2 separate regions of the Homo sapiens genome follow, and region 1 is linked to region 2. Evidence: read pairs that join two places in POLR2A ChIA-PET (ENCODE). Cell type or tissue: MCF 10A. All regions are shown on one strand. Region 1 overlaps VPS53 (VPS53 subunit of GARP complex). Region 2 overlaps VPS53 (VPS53 subunit of GARP complex).

Evidence for each region. Peaks named below come from ENCODE experiments on the same cell type or tissue, not always from the same donor. Only the 100,000 strongest peaks of a DNase experiment are listed, where the experiment ranks them.
Region 1: POLR2A ChIA-PET joins it to region 2 with 5 read pairs; 2 of 35 experiments call an interaction of 5 or more read pairs at or near these places.

The regions. Positions count from the first base shown.
Region 1 is chr17:595,951-598,450 of GRCh38, forward strand. All of the region lies in intron 12 of VPS53 (VPS53 subunit of GARP complex), which reads right to left. Among named protein-coding and RNA genes, the nearest start is that of VPS53-AS1, 74 kb to the left of the region's middle. In MCF 10A, no CTCF peak of the experiment used is centred here; a DNase peak (open chromatin) is centred at 1,521.
Region 2 is chr17:659,493-661,992 of GRCh38, forward strand. VPS53 (VPS53 subunit of GARP complex) reads right to left here. Exons shown (of 22, transcript NM_001128159.3): 5 at 2,317-2,403. Among named protein-coding and RNA genes, the nearest start is that of VPS53, 54 kb to the right of the region's middle. In MCF 10A, no CTCF peak of the experiment used is centred here; no DNase peak of the experiment used is centred here.

The DNA.
Region 1 (2,500 bases), 64 kb before region 2:
GATGCACTCTAGTGTCCCCCTGGAGGAAGCTGGGAGATGGGAAGGGGTCTGGATCAATTTCCTGGTTTGATGATGGACTCTACTATGTTAGCTGTCCCCTGGAGGACGCTGGGAGATCAGTACACTGTACCTCGCTGTACTAGGTTTATAATTTATGAGCCCATAATTATTTCAAAATATAAAGTTTTTTAAAAAGTGGTTCAGAAGATGTGGACCTGCATGTGAAGAAGTTTTAGAAATATCTTTATTTATTTTGCCTATAGTTTCCTTTTTATGTATGCACAAAAGTGATATATGATTTGAAAGAAACTATGTTGGAGTAAGTGTGAAGAGCTCATCTCTTAGGTATAAAATACAGATTCCAAGTGAGTAAAGAAAATGGCTACATAATTCCAACGAACTCATCTTGTTCAGTCTGCCACAGGCCCTGCCCTTGATGACGTCCCACAGGTCCTGCCCTTGATGAGGCCCCACAGGACACTCAGAAAGCTGCATGACCAGGCAGTGCCAGGGTTCCACCTCTATCTGCAGATGACGCTGCCCTGCCCTGCCCTCCCCACCAACAGCACTCTTCTGCAGTGAGGAGGGACCCTTGACCCTGCCACCACAGCACCCGGGTCCTCTTGCAGCACTTCTAGTGAGCTGAAGCAAGAGAGGAATAATGGGAGAGACTGCCTGAAGTTTCCTTTTTTCTTACTTTTTTCCTGCAGGGCTGCCTCCTGCCTATGGCTACGTTATGAACGTGCTCAGTTTAGATAGTAGGTGCTGGAATTTTGGCTAACTGGCATTTCCCTTTGCACCAAGCAACTGCCCAAAGGGTTGATTCTCAGCTTAAACACTACACTAAGTCATTTAGCAGTAATGTTTGGGCCGGGTTCTGAGTGTGTGAATTCTGTCCAAAAGCTGAAGATGTTTAAGCTATTTCCTCCTGGAGTTTGGTGGAATAATAAAAGGTTACTGTTGTCACAGTGAGGAGGTCTGCAGCTGGTCCCACTTCCTTTCATTACTACCCAATGTAAACAGATTAAATCGAACCGCTCGGATCACCAGAAGGGACATTCCTTATTTCTGCTCCTTTCTGTTATGCTTTCAGTGTCCCTCAGGCTCCTTTCAGATGTCAGTTTTTATCATTGGGAATATCTTGGCAACTGATTGCTCAGGCCCTCTTGTAAACGAAATACCTTCTTTCAGGTTCCCTCTCTCTTCTCAGCAGCGAGGCGTAAACTGCAGTAGTGAGCAGGGTGTGACCCTTACCTTGAGGGCCACATGGCTACTGACTGCAGCCATGAAATGGGTTAGGTCACCCACAGAGCCGGCAGAGACCTTCCCTCCAACCACCTCTGGCTGATTTCACCACTAACACCTGGTGGGGTCCCTCCCCCACCCCAAGAGGTCTGCTTTTGTTGTGCACCCCACTCTGGGAAGAGGGAGATCCTGGGGCGCCCACCTAATCAGCCACCAGCAAGGCCAGGGCTGGTGACGCAGCAGGAGGTAAGGGATGGCGTGGGTGGAGGCATTAGTCACTGGCATGTAAGTGTTATTACTAATCAGTAATAGCCCATGAAATGGTGGGTGGATCAGCTAGATTAGGGGGTTTAGTTGTTTCTTTTGAGATGGAGTCTCACTCTGTCACCCAGGCTATAGTGCAATGGCGTGATCTCGGCTCACTGTAACCTCCGCCTCCCAAGTTCACACGATTCTCCTGCCTCAGCCTCCTGAGTAGCTGGGATTACAGGCATGCACCACCACGCCCGGCTAATTTTGTATTTTTAGTATGGTTTCACCATGTTGTTTAGTATGGTTTCAACATAGTTTCACCATGTTGGTCAGGCTGGTTTTGAACTCCTGACCTCAGGTGATCGGCCTGCCTCAGCCTCCCAAAGTGCTGGGATTACAGGCATGAGCCACCATTCCCGGCCATTTTTTTTTTAAATTACATAAAACCTCTGGTTCAAAAAAAAATTTCATCTGAAAGCCCACAATACAAAATGACTTGCAGCTCTCCCTCTCCCTCTCCCTCTCCCCACGGTCTCCCTCTCCCTCTCTTTCCACGGTCTCCCTCTCATGCTGAGCCGAAGCTGGACTGTACTGCTGCCATCTCGGCTCACTGCAACCTCCCTGCCTGATTCTCCTGACTCAGCCTGCCGAGTGCCTGCGATTGCAGGCTCGCGCCGCCACACCTGACTGGTTTTGGTGGAGACGGGGTTTCGCTGGGTTGGCCAGGCCGGTCTCCAGCCCCTAACCGCAAGTGATCCGCCAGCCTCGGCCTCCCGAGGTGCCGGGATTGCAGACGGAGTCTCGTTCACTCAGTGCTCAATGGTGCCCAGGCTGGAGTGCAGGGGCGTGATCTCAGCTCGCTACAACCTCCACCTCCCAGCCGCCTGCCTTGGCCTCCCAAAGTGCCGAGATTGCAGCCTCTGCCCGGCCACCACCCCGTCTGGGAAGTGAGAAGCGTCTCTGCCTGGCCGCCCATCATCTGGGATGTGAGGAGCCCCTCTGC
Region 2 (2,500 bases):
CTGGTCTTGAACTCCTGGCCTCAAGTGATCCCCCCTCCTTGGCCTCCCAAACTGCTGGGATTACAGGCATGAGCCACCGTGCCCGGCTGCATCAGGGGTCTTTAACCACTGTGTTCAAAGTCACATCATCTATGACTCTTCCTGGTCCCTGCATCAAGTCCTAAATATTCTCCCTCTGCTTCATCTCAAGACTCTATCCCTTCTCTCTATGTCCTAAATATTCTCCCTCTGCTTCATCTCAAGACTCTATCCCTTCTCTCTATGTCCTAAATATTCTCCCTCTGCTTCATCTCAAGACTCTATCCCTTCTCTCTACTCCTTGTTCAGGCCCTCACTGCTCTGCACTGGAGCTGACTGGTCTCTTTATTCCCAGGATCTCCCGTCACTCCCCATCCCACAGCCTGTGTTTCTCTAGACAAACTGAACCACTGATTTTTCCCTAAACAAAGCCATCAATGGCAGGGCACACCAGGGGTACTCAGGTCAAACCTACACGAGATCATCTGCGAGACAGAAGGCCCATGGTTGATTCGCCTCAACTGACTTACACGAGACCACCTGTGAGACAGAATGCCCATAGTTGATTTGCCTCAACTGTTGCCCACGGGCTGCGAAAACGGGTAGAGCATGAAATGGGAGGTTGTAGAGTCAGACAGATCTAGGGCTGAACCCCAGCTCTACCACTCACCAACGATGCATCCTAGAACAAGTTTCTCAGCCTCACTGAGTCTCAGTTTTCTCATCTATAAGATGGGTAATCGCAAAGATAATAATGAACATAAATCCTAGTTCATAAGGTTGTGGTGAGGGCTAAATTAGAGTGCTGACACAAAGGAACCAGCACACTGCTGGCACTGAAAGAGCTCAACAAAGATCACTTCTCCCCTCACTCCCACCTCTTCCTCCCTTCAGCACAGCACTGTCCAGGAAAGCAAGCTGCTTTAAAATAAGACATCTCATAACTTGGGAGTAAACTGTCACTGCAAACCCCCTCGGTTGGAAGAGGAAGCATACTCCAGAACACAGATTAGCATCATAAGGATATCAATAAATGCAATCAACTCCAGCAAAAGCAGCATCGGATACTCTCGCTGATCTTCACGCTTTGAGGGCCCCTGGTGCTGCTGGGTGTGGTGCACCCTTGGGGAAGGACGAGGGCCCCTGGGTGCTGCTGGGTGTGGTGCATCCTTGGTGAAGGACGAGGGCCCCTGGGTGCTGCTGGGTGTGGTGCACCCTTGGGGAAGGACCACAGAAAATCCAGGTCCCTAGGACTATGCTCAGTGCTCTTCATACGTTTAATTCTCACAACAACCCTGTGAGGCAAATGCCATTATTCTTATTTTACAGTTGAAGAAGCTGGAATTCTGAGACAACTGACAGACAGGACATTATTGAGTCTGAATCTGAACCCAGGATCCAGCACTTCCCAGCGCCTCCCATGGAGGAGGAGAAGGTGAATGCTGGATTCTCGGTCTTCGGGGCAAGCTTCTGAGCACAACACCGGGGGACACAAATTTGTCAGGGGAGAACTCAACCAAAACCACATACACAGATCATGGGCGGGGACATCCCTCCTCCCTCCATCCCTCCCTCCTCCCGGCTCCAGGACCATTCTCAGCGTGCATCGAGCTACATACCGTACATCTCGATGGAGAAATGCATGATACCAATACCAAGAAATGTTAGAGAAAGGAAAATCCAAAATGACTAGGAAACTATTTTCAGAAAGGAGAAAAAAAAAAGTTGCAGCTGGGCACAGTGGCTCACACCTGTAATCCCAGCACTTTGGGAGGCCGAGGCGGGCGGATCATGAGGTCAAGAGATTGAGACCATCCTGGCCAACATGGTGAAACCCTTTCTCTACTAAAAATACAAAAAATTAGCCGGGCGTGGTGGCAGGCGCCTGTAATCCCAGCTACTTGGGCGGCTGAGGCAGGGGAATCGCTTGAACCTGGGAGGCGGAGGTTGCAGTGAGCCAAGATCGCACCACTGCACTCCAAGGCTGGCGACAGAGCAAGACTCCATCTCAAAAAAAAAAAAAAAAATACCCAAAAAACAAAACAAAACAAAACAAAAAAGTTGCCTATTTAAAACTAGGGCTGCAAACACAGGGCAGCAGAGATGGTGAGCCACCACTGACCAGCAGCTCCCCTTGAATTGATCTGAACGCATTCATAGGGGGCTTGCTTTAGAGATGCAGATGACTCTGGTTGGCAGGAGGTGCCATTATTAGAAAAAGCTCATTATTAGAATGCCTAGATGAGAAGCTCACTTCCTCTTTTGGTGCAAAAAGGTTAGGAAGAAACCAGAACTCACCATTTGCTCTGATTTTTCAGCTTTGTCTTTGATATCTTTGATTTTGCCAAAGAGTTGTTGGATAGCTTTCTGAGCCTCTTCAAGCGCCTAGAGTAAGGGAAATACATGAAAAACAAAAAGTGGCTAGAGACAGCTCCAGTCACTAACTGTAATCAATGCTAGGCACAAAAGAAATTTCCATGAA